2 separate regions of the Mus musculus genome follow, and region 2 is linked to region 1. The links are chromatin contacts, found by Hi-C in ENCODE. All regions are on one chromosome and are shown on one strand. The core of a region is the stretch at or near the end of the contact, and the rest is flanking DNA. Distances in the headings are between cores, read along the strand shown. Region 1 holds the start of Gdap2 (ganglioside-induced differentiation-associated-protein 2). Region 2 holds the start of Nras (neuroblastoma ras oncogene).

Region 1 (6,428 bases), core at 2,639-5,138:
GGCATGCTGGGCAAACATTATCATGTGCTATATCTCCAGCCCTAAATTGCCCCGCCTTACCTTGTTCACTCTAACTCACATAGGCCTTGAAACCAGATTCTCCTGCCTCAGCCTCCCGAGCAGCTGGAACCTCGGAACATCAGGCTAGTGCCATGGGCCTGGCTCACCATGTCACTTTGTGTGAGAGGGTGCGGTATGTGCTTGCATGGGTGTGTGTAAGCATGTGAATGGAGGTTAAAGTCAACAGCAGGTATCTTCCTTAATTGCTTGTTCAACCTATTGAGACAGTCTCTCACTGAGCCTGGAGCTCGGTGATTCCACCAAAACCCTCAAAGATTCCATCTCTTGTGTCCTCCTTCCAAAGCTGAGATCACAGGTGCACGGCAAAGCATCTAGCTTCTTACCTGGGAGCTCAGTCCTCCTCCCACCTGAGTGTAACGCTACTCTAGGCTCCACCTCACTTTGAGTGTTTGTTGCAGAGCTGTATCCTCTTAAAACTTTCCCCCCTCAACGACGATCACAGCTCTGATTTCAAGGTCAACAGAAACCTAAGTTGATCACTTTCTCCGAGAAGTCCCATTACTGTCCTTGATGTGTATGGACTTCAGTAGGTCTCCTATACACCCAATCATCTCCAGTCAGTACAGCTCGTTGCCTCTCTCCAGCTACTGAAGACGTCAGTGTGAGTGCTAAATGAACGATAACTAATGCTCAAAGCTGACTGTGGGGCAAAAGGTAAGGCCTTTCCTGGAAAGCTTCCTGAAAGTTAATCAAGGTTGAATTCTTTGGCAGCTCCATCCGCACCTCCAAAGAGAAACTGATTTTTCTCATTAAAAAGAGATTTAACTCCTGCCTGCTCCCAACATAAACTCATGGCCATGCTTGTGCAAAAGCGGAGCAGCGAACCCAAAGGTGGCAGAAACCTAAACACTGTCTCACTCCACAGAATGTGTGGTAAGAAATATAGCCTGTAAGAGATGATGCATATATCTGAAAGGATTTCCAGACTTAGATTAAGAATTCTAGGGATAGACTGAAAACAAGCAGGGTGGTGGGCATGATGGGAACTGTGTGTGTGGGGGGGAAGGGGAGCAGACATGACTACAGTGATTTATAACCTTAGCCAGAAATTAAGCAACATGAAACCAAAAAGCCCTTCCCACTGGAAATCAATTGACCAGTGTTGAACTTTGAACAAGCTTGCAAACAAGCACTATAGTTTAGTAAAACTCACAGTCTCCTGAGGCACAGTTTTGTATCAAAAAGTTGTTGGTTTCCAGACTAAATCAGATCTATGAATTAGGCTAAATATTTTCTATGTTAGTTTAAGAGAAAGGACCCCCCCCCCCAAACAAAGAGAAGCTACTATTCTTTATGATTCAAAGAGTTCTTTGTAGCTTATTTCCCCCTGCATCCTGCCACCATTAGCTTTTAAAAACATACAAATTGTGAGTTATTTGAAAAATTGAATTGCCTGCAGAGACCAGATTTTTACTCCTCCAGGTCCGGCAGCATCAGGCAGAGCACTTGGGATCACTGTCTCAAAACCTGAGTTTCCAAACAGGTAAAAAAGAATGGTATCAAGTTGGGTGTGGTGGCACAGGCCTTAAATTCCAGCTCTGGGAGGCTAAGGCAGGTTGAGCTCAGTGAATTTGAGGCCCAGCTGTCCTAGTTCTAGGACAGCCAGAATTATCTTATCTCAACAAAATAAAACAAAATGAATGGTGCCACTTAAAAAAAGGGCGGGGGGGGGGGAGAGTGAGAACCAACTAAGAGGAGAAGATGACTGTCAAATGTTTACACAGGTGAGCTAAGTCTGGGAAACACATAGAGTTGGACCATGAATCTGACCTCTAATAATTAAGCAGCTTGTTTGTTGCTTTTGGCAAATAACAGGTTTATTATTCTTTATGGCTCTGTATTTCAATATTTAAATGCCCAGGATATATAAGGGTGAAAGCACCCACCATATTCATCCTGATGCCAAATCAATTATATTTACAAGAGTTACTTTATGCAAATGGAAGCTGCTCAGATGAAAACATGTCCGTGCTCACCTATATCAGCAAATAAATACATTATAATAAAACAGACCTCTAACCTTCATCAATGGTCCCAGGTAAACTGTAAATCATCATTCAAAAAAACATACAAAACACATGTTTTCCGGTGAATTAGCAGTGTCACCTACATATTAAACACACCAGAGCATGCTTCAGTTGCAAGTCTTCATACAGAGTGCAATTTGAAACTTAAAATAATAATGTTGTTCTTCAAGTACTAGATAAGAAAATGTATCTTAAAGTACTGGATAAGAAAATATGTAAGATTAAGGTGTGCTAGTTTAGCCTGGCGGGCCAGTACACGCCTTTAATTCCTGCATGCTGTAGGCAGAGGCAGGTGGATCTTTGTGAGCTCAAGGACAACATGGTCTTCAGAGAGCTCCAGAACAGGGCCTTTGTGAGACTCTGTCTAAGGAGGGGTGGTGATAGGGATGCTAGATGCAGCACTCTATATCATACCAGGCTGGCTTTCCAGTGCTGGTATTAAAGTTGTGGACAAAACCTGGCTTTGATCCCACGACCAAAGATGACAACATCAATTGGCAATGTCTAAAGGTTGGGCAGGCCTGAAATCTTCTAAACTGTTTCCCCACCAAAGCACACATCTCCCATCTCTAACAAGGAAATGCACAGCATCTACAGGAGGTAGGGTCCATACACATCTATCCAAATGTTCCTCCCCAGCCTGGAATAAATTTATCATCACGATTTCTTGCCTTCTTTTCATCCAACCCACTACAAATGATTCTTCTTTCAAAACAATTTTCTTAAACACAGAGGATGAGCTGGACATGTTTTAAATCACTAAGAAAATCTTACCCAGTAAATAGTAGCTAAAATTAAAAAGGAAAGGCCGGGCGTGGTGGCGCACGCCTTTAATCCCAGCACTTGGGAGGCAGAGGCAGGCGGATTTCTGAGTTCGAGGCCAGCCTGGTCTACAAAGTGAGTTCCAGGACAGCCAGAGCTACACAGAGAAACCCTGTCTCAAAAAAAAAAAAAAAAAAAAAAAAAAAAATAAGGAAGACAAGTCTACCTGTCAGCTACAATTGTCTACATGTCTAATTTCTAGGTTGGCTACAGAGGTTCAGTAAACCATGGCAGGGATCAATTCTTTTGTATAGTTATACGTACAGTTATATAGACAGCTACAGACATCAGACCTCGTTTCTAAAACTTCTAGACCAGCCCAAGGATAAAAGGGGGCAAGAGAAGAAAAGCTAATTTCCTCGTTAACAGAGTGGCTCAGTCTCAGTCTACAATTAAGGACCAGTAAGCCCAGGGTCACTTCCCTCTCAAGTGACCTGAAAGCGGAAACACAAAGCCAGGTCAATGTCACTCCAGGGACTGCGGGGTCTTTTTACAACTCAGCATCCTGGGCTCAGCGTCTGACCACAGGGAACCCGATTTATAGGACGGGCTGGACTCTGCTAGAGCCGCCACCCGCAGGGCTGCTCGCAGCACCGCGTCCCAGCAAATCCCGGGGACCTGCGTCCCCAGAGCTTGGCGACCCAACCTACCCTGAGTGCGAAGCCCAAAGCCCGGGAGGACCCGCCAGCCCAATCCCTCCCAGCCGCCGCACCCGACTGTGTCGCCCTCCCTTCCCGGCTTCGCCCTTCTCTCACAGCGCTCGGGCGGGCCCATCCGGGCGGCGGCCCGCAGCTCACTCAGATCCGTGGCAGAATTCAGGCGGATGACATCCGTACACTTTGCTTGCCAGAGGCGGAGGCTGAAGCGAACCGGTCTCCAGAGGCCAGGGTGACTGGCGACAGCGATCTGACAGCGAAGGTACCCGCTTCCTCTCCGCCACGCCACCCAATCACAGCGCTCTGCCGTCACTTCCGCCTAGAAGGTAAGGGAAACGCCGGGCGGAAGAAACTTCCAATCGGACCGGAAGTGGCGGGTCTCGTAGGCAGCGCTGTCTGCTGGAGCCTCGTGGAGAGTGAGGTGAGTGTTGCTGGCTCTTTAGGGATCGCGGGGCGCGGTTCCCCGCACAGTGGTGTTCACGGTGAGCCGACGCGGCGAGGGACTCCGCGCTAAGGGCACTAGGGAGGCCGGGGAGAAGCCCTTTGCCGCGGCCGTCTGCATCGCAGAACCCAGAGGCCGCGCGCTGCCCCCGGGCCGGAGTGCGAGGCTGCTGGAACTGCCCGATTTCCTTGGATTATTTCGGGGATGATGTGCAATAGAAACTTAGGTGCGGGGGATAGTTTGAGAGTGACCAGGTCGCAGGAAGGAAAACAAGCGAAGTTATTTGAGAAATAAGCTTTAAAGCCCTCGGGTAGGTACAGTGCATGTGAAAACGATAAACAAGCGTGTTACTATGACTTGAAGCGAAAATCGTGGACGTGGAAGTGCTAGATAGAAAACCAGTGCAGCAGCTCGTTGAAGACAAACTGGAGATGAAAGTGCAGGGAAGAGAAAACTGGGTAGAAAAGGCAGACACATGAACACACATGCATAAAAGCTGAGATCGGTTGGTCTGAGCTTTTGGATAGAGGAACTGCAGCAGCCCCATAAGCTCTGCGAGCTTATTATATACAGTTGAAAATGAAGAGGGGATTATTGCTTACAACTGAACAAGGAGACAGGGTGATTGTATAGAGATAATATCTAATTGCAATAGGGACAGTCTGTGGGGAGCAGTCTTCAGTCAGTACACATGGTGGTGTGGTGGGAGGGAAGAAGGCTATGGTGAACATTTTCTGGAACACTGTAAACATCCCACTTGAACCAAAGGACCATGATGCCTCTCCTATTGGTCTGGGGCATTGAAGTCCTTGACATGGCTACATTCATGTCAGCAGGACCCATTCACTCTGGGCTTCCTCTGATCTACACACAGGGTCTCTTCGAATCCCAGGAATCTCTCTCTCTGCCTTCCCTGTGCTGGGGTCATAGACCTGCATTTTTCTGTGCCTGGCCTTATGTGTGGGTGCGGGTACTACAGCAGGTACTTTACCATCTGTGCCAAGTTACATGCTTTTGATCATGTAAAAAAAAAAGGTTCCTGTTTGTTAGCTGTGCAGAGTCATTGTATTGCAAAAACTGAATTTTGTTTATTTACACAGATTGCCTTCCCGGTGTCATCAGACAGCCCAGCATGGGGCTTACTAAACAGTATCTGCGCTATGTGGCTAGTGCTGTCTTTGGCTTGATTGGCAGCCAAAAAGGTAACATTGTTTTTGTGACACTCCGTGGTGAGAAAGGACGCTATGTGGCAGTACCCGCCTGTGAACACGTTTTTATCTGGGACTTAAGGAAAGGCGAGAAGGTAAGTCAGAAATAAGAAATGGACACCGTTAAATGACACCGACTCTTGGAAGGGTGAAGTGGGAGAGCCTTGACTGACCTGCCTGCACTCATTTGTGTGTGAGTCCCCCAAGAGATCACTTCCCTTTTATTTTTCTAGACGGCTAGCACCAGATTCTGTTGTGTTCTGAAAGTCACAGCCAAGCAGGAGTTTGCTTAAATGGGTGTGTTCGTTTTCATGGGTTATTATTCTTAGCCATTATTAACTTCTACTTTTGTCGACCGGTTCTGCTTTTCATGTTCTGCTTGTTCTCACAGCCAGCTGTAAAGCAGTAGAATTTCAAAGGACTGTCATTCTGCTGTGTTGTGCAGTCCTTCTCTTAACCATAACTGATGAGATTCATTGGTTGCTTCACTCTGCTTTGACTGTGACAGAAGCTATTCCTTTCTTGCTAAGCACAAAGAGATAAATTATCCCTCTTTACTGTGTGACTCCCAGGAGGTGAGATGAGTTACATATAGATTTATAGATGTAAATATATAGAAGCCTGTTGCTACCCAGAGCTTCTTCTTGGGATGAAACTGTTAGTACTGTAGGTTGAGTTACAACAAGGATGAGTTTATAGCTCTGTATCAGAAATCACTGGGATACAAAGTTGCTAACTTAGCTCATTGCCTGGATCATTTGCATACACACCAGCACCAAGCTTGAGAGGACGTGATGACCTCTTGAGGAGCTTATGGTCTTTGCTTGTCAAGTTTTATCCTCGTGTATCAGTGACTGGAAATTGTTGATATGTGTATGTGTTATATGTTGATATGTGTATGTGTTATATGTTGATATGTGTACTATGTGTTATATGTTGATATGTGTATGTGTTATATGTTGATATGTGTATGTGTTATATGTTGATATGTGTAATATGTGTTATATGTTGATATGTGTTATGTGTTGATATGTGTATGTGTTATGTGTTGATATGTGTATGTACTGAGGTCATTCCTGTGCTGCTGTCTTGTTACATGCCTCACGCTTCTGAGTTGGTTTTCATCTTTATGATTTCAGATCCTTATCCTTCAGGGGAATAAACAAGAAGTCACTTGCTTGTGTCCTTCCCC
Region 2 (6,428 bases), core at 1,395-3,894, 2.9 Mb before region 1:
TCTGAAACTCACCAGTTCTCTGAGAAGTCTTACTGTTACTCTGTAGCAGACCCCATTTCCCGAGTAGTACCGTGACAGTACACCACACACTCAGTGAAAATCAGATTCTTCTCTTTTTCTTTCTTTTGTTTTTTGAGACAGGGTTTCTCTGTGTAGCCCTGTCTGTCCTGGAACTCACTCTGTAAACCAGGCTGGCCTCGAACTTAGAAATCCGCCTGCCTTTGCCTCCTGAGTGCTGGGATTAAAGGTGTGCACCATCACTGCCTAGCAGATTCTTTTTAATATTTGGGGTTTAAAGATGGTCCATGGGCAAAGGCGCCTGCTAACTAAGCCAAGATGCCCAGGCCCTAAGGAGGGAGCTTTTATTAGCTGTCTTCTGCCTCCCATGGCACATATCTGCTGTTGCACTTGTTCTGGCCTCCACAAAACAAAACAAAACAAAACAATATCACCAAAATGTTAAAAAGTTGTATGTTTCCTAAGTCCATATACTTTAGTATAGTTTCAGAGCACATACAAATTTTTTGTTTCAGAAAATATCCCCAGTACCTGTAGAGGTTAATATCTGCAAATGATTTGCTATTATTGATGGCAAATACACAGAGGAACCCTTCGCCTGTCCTCATGTACTGGTCTCTCATGGCACTGTACTCCTCTTGTCCAGCTGTGTCCAGTATGTCCAGCAGGCAGGTCTCACCATCAATCACCACTTGCTTTCGGTAAGAATCCTGGGAATATGAAAGAGTGAGGAGGTGGTGGTGGGGGGGACAAGGACAGGCTCAATCTTTATTTAAAACCAGAGAAATGTAATTAACCAGGATGAATACGCCTACCTATGTGATTTACCCTCAACCCGCTAACAGTAGCATGAATAGCAAACAAACATACACATACATAATCACACGCATGCATGCACACATGACATAAGGGCAGGTGAATTTATATCTGTGAGTTCAAGTCTCAGGCCAGCCAGGGTAGTGCAGTGAGACCCTGTTTCAAAAAAAAACAAAACAAAAACAAAACCAGCCTGAGTTATGAGGTTAAGACAAAAACAAAAAACAAACAAACAATAACAACAACAACAACAAAAACAAAAAACCAAAGAAAACAAAACCACTAATAAAAAATAACAAAACCAGAAACATCTAGTATGGATTTATGGCCAAATTCTTATTTTTATTATATAATAGTCCAAACTTAGAAGACCTTATCTGTGGTTTTGGAAATGTGCTTATATTTTGTTTCATGAATATATTAAAATGTAACCTGTGTAGACATCTGAATTTAACTAACATTCCTGTGTGTTAGAACAGGTTTACACATGAAAAAAATATTTGGTTTTTGTAAACAGGGCCTCAGTAAGTAGTTCAGGCAAGCCTAGAAATTGAAACCTCCTCCCTCAGCCTCTTGAATGCTTACAAATTGGACTTATACATACCTGCACCATTAATCCCAGGGAAGTGATAGAAATTTAACGTCATATAGAAATATGAGACTTGTAAGGATTTAGGTGATTTTCCTCAATATCCGTAACTAAATTGTGAAGAAATTCCTAGATACAATGACTCAAAATCTCAACTTGTTTCTACCCCAACTCAATCTGGACTAGATCAAAAATGACAACTTCAGACTATCCAGAGCTCTGAGTTCTCTATCCTCACTGTATGATCGCCTACAATCTTTTTCCTTGTGACCTACGTTTCTATTAAAGAGCTGTGACATAAAGAAACAATGAAAACTGTGTTCTTTTAAAAGGAAATCCTCAGTAAGCACGAACTTGTTTACTGCTTTTTTGGAATACCTCCTTGCTTTCTCTTCTCTTTACTTTCAAAGAGCCGTTATGGGCAAGAGAAAGCCCAAAGTGAGGATAAGGGCCAGGCAGGGGCTGGGCCTCACCTCTATGGTGGGATCATATTCATCCACAAAGTGGTTCTGGATTAGCTGGATCGTCAAGGCGCTTTTCCCAACACCACCTGCTCCAACCACCACCAGTTTGTACTCAGTCATTTCACACCAGCAAAAACCTGTAGAAAAGCAGCAATTACGATTAAACTGGCAAACCAAACCTACAATACTTCAAGGGCTTCTATGAGTTTACCAAACTCTTCTGTTTCTAAGGCACCCATTCGATACACGTGGCCTTCCACTAAGTTCTCAAAGTGATTCAGAAACATAGCATTCCTTGCAGATGAGTGCGGGCCAGATTATTGGATTAAAGACCAGCGACTATTTTTTCAATCTACTCGGCCCCGCCCTCAGTTTACGGGAAAAGAACCCCCCTCTTCCAATTCCTGCAAACCCAAGCTCTGGGGTCCGCCTGGCACAACCACTTCCCGAAACTCCCCTTTCCGGCTCCGAAAATCACCCCAGAGCCAGCCAGAGTCCCCCACCCAAGCCTTTGTTTCAGCTCGCCAAGTCTCCGCGTCTCCCCGCCCCGCCAGGCGTTCACACGCTGAGAAGTCCGACGCCAGGCAGGCCGGAGCTTTACCTCAAACTCCGCAGACCCCGCCTCGGGAGGCTTTTGGACTTCAACCTGAGAAGCTGTTGGAGACCCCGAAACCGCCATGAACAGCCCCCGCCAGGGAGCGGCACTTCCGGCCCCACCCGCTACGTAATCACTAGGCGCCCAAGGCGCCCCAGTCCCCGCCCCAGCCACGTGGGCCGACGACTAGAGTCTTGCAGCCGGCCGCACCCAGTCCAGCCCCGCCCCGCCCCCATTTCAATAATGAAAGCGCTAGGTGCTAGTGTCTCAAAAATCAGTAAAACTTTATTCGCTTCCATTCTTTCGCCATTAACATAAAACCGGAGAAAGCAAAAATGTTTTGTGTTTACAAAGATAAACGGCCTCTTTACCCAGAGTTCAAAACCTCAAATGACAACGGGGAAGATGAAAGCGCCCTCCCCGACAACCCCTGAGCTGACCCTTGTCATTGTTAGACAAAAAGCCTTCACTCCACTTGCCAGGGACCCTGTTTGGGGCCAATTCAAGATGAAGGCCGAGAAATCAGGCCAATCCGTTCCCGTGATACAAAGTTGAACAGAAGCTACACCAAGGATCAAGTGCCTGTATTGAACAGGGCACTGGAACCACGGGGCTATTTATTAAAAAAAACAGGATTCATTTCAGGCACAACTTTTTTATTATTATTATTTTTTTGTTCATTTTGTTTTTAAATCAGTAAAAGAAACTGGGTCCTAGAAGCTGCAGTGATCTAAGCAGCAGCAATTTTGTGCATTCGTCTTTTGTTTAAATATGTTTAAATTATCACACTGCTGGCACACTTCATTTGCATGAAATTCTGCACCACACATACTAATTGTAGTAAAGTTATTTACCCCCCCCATCCCAGGAAGAAAAAAAAAAAAAAACTACTCGGGAAGATAATTTTCACTGAAATGTAATCAAACTTCGTTAAGTGGATTGTGACAAGATTATAAATGATATGAAAATAACATTTTAACATTTGGCCATCAACTTAAGAATATCGTTTGCTATATAAATTTTTGCAATTTTTAAAGGTAATATATTCTACCTTCATATGGTCCTCAGAATTAAAGCATAATGAACAGGGAAAAAATAGGAAAAGAATGCAGCTGAGTGTTAAGTCATGAAGGTAGAGTATATACTGACTAGAGTGCAGAATTTCATAGGGCCAACAAAGTAACAGTCTGCATTGTTCACTTACACAGGCCAAGTGGAATTTGCAATTACCAGTTGCGTTAAATGCACCAAATAAAGCTCCTAAATTGACACTATAAGGCGCCACCTTTAAGTTTTCCAGGCTGCAACTGTGCATAATTTTAAAATGGTTTCTTAAATTTATTTATTTTTTTCTTTAAACATAACACGAGGAAGGTGTTAAAACTGGTGTAATAGCTCAATAGAATAAGTATTCCAGATTTTGGGAGGGATGAAGAGAAAGATATTCAGAACCCTTCACCAGAATCCCCCCAACTCGACCATAGTGAATTAATGATGTGCTTTGTGGACGTGGTTAGTCAATGACACCAGCTTGACGGATCTTTCTTTCTGCACCAAATCCCTATGAAGAAATATAACAGTTAATGATTTGAGTGTATTGACAATCACAACATACAATTCTAAAATCAACTATGAAAGTATTTATCATATCCACTACCAATTCTCTCCTAAGAGTAAGAAACTTATTAAATAGAATATACCAAGAAATGCACTTCTTGGTGTAATCAGTTATCCTACCATGGGCAAAGCAGAGAGTGGGGAGTTCAAGGCCACTCTAATCTACATATGAGACCCTATCTCAAAACGGAAAGAAGTGCTTCTTATAGAAAGCATCTACTCTATTAGGGTCTGAATTAATGTGTTAGGGAGTCCAAATTAGTGATAAGCAACCCTTGCTTGCTTCACTAACTTCTTTAAGCTCAAGTAAGATTATTAGTTGACCTCCCTCACATCCCTAATGAAATCATACCATTGAGTTATCTGGTCCCCTTGGCTGACGAAGAACCATTAGACGTGGAGCACTGGCATCATCCAGGGTGATGTTCTTTAGGCGATTGACCAACCGGTCAGGTCGAGGAGCTGCAACAGCTTTGGGGCCTTCACTGTAAGAGTGAAAGTGAGAAGAACCAACAATTGCTGGGAAGAAGGCAAGCAGTTGTATGTTCCCTACCCAAATGACTCACTTTTAATGAGGGAGACTCTTCTTGCCTCATCTTAGCTAGCAAGACAAGACAGACAAGTTTATATATACTTCCCAGCTCAGAGTTTCAACAGCATTGGAGCTATAAAGAATCCTAGACTTGTCAACAGAGAGACTAATTCCAGATACACAAAACAAGGTAAAAGATGTTAAAAAAAAAAAATCTTGAAAAAAAGCCAAATATGAAGAAATAGGTCTAGATTCCTATCTCTTAAAGGAACAATGTTGAGATTAAAAACCTAATAGCATAAGTTAGAATGACTAAGGTATAAAACTGAGACCTATCTCAAACATTTCAGCAGCACAAAGTCTAAAAGTGAGTAGACAGAAAGAGCGAGCCAATAAGCTAAACTCTTAAGTACAAGGATCATATAACCGTTTAGTATTTAAGCTACAGCACACACAGTGCTAACGCATCATAGTACCTAAGTGTTTCTCAGGTCAGGGTTATAGGACTCAAAGCCAGACAATAAATACCAGAGATAGAAAAATAGATATGGTGGCACATGGCAGCAAGCTGAAAGTAAGGTAAGTCACGGATATAAAACTGAGACCTATCTCAAACAAAGCAATGACTAGCAGAAAAAGACAAAATTAGATAGAGATAGAAGTGTAAAATAGTTCCTACTAAACCCAGCCAGAGGAGAGTGGCAAAGAAAGCACAGAATGCATGAATGAGTGAGGGATGAACTCAGAGCAGTTATTTCCAACCATAATAAACCATAGAAACTCACCAGACTCGCCAGACATTACAGGCACTGCACTTCCCAGTGCGCTGATTAAGGATCACTGAGAATTCCACCTCATCTCCTGCCTGTAGCTCAACGCCATCCTGAACTTCTTTCACATGGAAAAAGAGCTTCTTGCTATCTCCTACTTCATAGTTAATAAAGCCAAACTGGAAAAAGAGCACACACAAAACAAAATTTACAATGGAGAACACATACCACAGAAAGGAAGAGCAATTCACTTTGAAAGATAATGCTAACCCTAATTAGAAAGGACTTAGAAAACATGGCATTACTAATGATGAGCTAAATTCAGCTGGTGTATGATAGAATTCATCAGGAAAGTCATACCTCTGAAACAACTGCCATTCATTCTATTCTAAGCATGACTAAGACAATCCCCACCAAGTGACATTATTAATAATCACACTTATTTTCTCCTCACTAATGTTGTTACTTTATCCCTTGTCCCAAAGCAATAAAGTCTAAAAAACTGAGACATCCATGAAAGTTTAAATGCCAGTACTCAAGAGGGTGAATTCCAGATCAGCCAAAACAGCATAGAGAAACCATGTCTTAAAAATAAACAAGTAAGCAAGCAAGCAAGCAAGTAAATATTGGCTGATGACTTTCCCTGACCAAGTTCAGGACAGACTGCACATCCAGAGACATAGCACTTAATTACCTGATCTTTCACACACTCCACAGTAGCCCTACGAAGGGGTGTGATGTTGTAGGCCATAGTTTGTGCATTTTGGCCAAGTACACACAACTGGAACTTGACACTCTCCCCTTTCTGTAGGCAATCCCCTTTGTTGGCCATCCCAACTATGCCAAAAGGATACACTTCACCTTTCATATCCCCTGTAAGCAAAACAGTACAAAATCTAAATATACACACTAGAAATACATTTTGTTACCTTATTATTTTCTTTAAACTTAAAAGTTTTACCTTAAAGATTAACATGGAAACAAGCAACAAAACAAGGACAAATCCTAACACTAACTTCTAAAATGC

Evidence for each region. A loop is a pair of places that touch in the nucleus more often than their neighbours do.
Region 2: a loop to region 1 is called in a map of heart, with 6 times the contacts of the local background. The contact joins the promoter of Nras here to the promoter of Gdap2 in region 1. A Hi-C loop is called at or near these places in 2 of 37 maps with a recorded cell type or tissue (T-helper 17 cell and heart).

Annotation. Positions count from the first base shown.
Region 1 is chr3:100,159,923-100,166,350 of GRCm38, reverse strand. Gdap2 (ganglioside-induced differentiation-associated-protein 2) reads right to left here and starts at 3,888. Exons shown (of 14, transcript NM_010269.3): 1 at 3,686-3,888. It overlaps Wdr3 (WD repeat domain 3), which reads left to right and starts at 3,944. Exons shown (of 27, transcript NM_175552.5): 1 at 3,944-4,007; 2 at 5,129-5,331; 3 at 6,376-6,428. The coding sequence starts at 5,161.
Region 2 is chr3:103,054,501-103,060,928 of GRCm38, reverse strand. Nras (neuroblastoma ras oncogene) reads right to left here and starts at 2,644. Exons shown (of 7, transcript NM_010937.2): 1 at 2,489-2,644; 2 at 1,897-2,024; 3 at 550-728. The coding sequence starts at 2,007. Csde1 (cold shock domain containing E1, RNA binding) reads right to left here. Exons shown (of 19, transcript NM_001161854.2): 16 at 6,096-6,274; 17 at 5,417-5,580; 18 at 4,452-4,584; 19 at 2,743-4,043. The coding sequence ends at 3,996.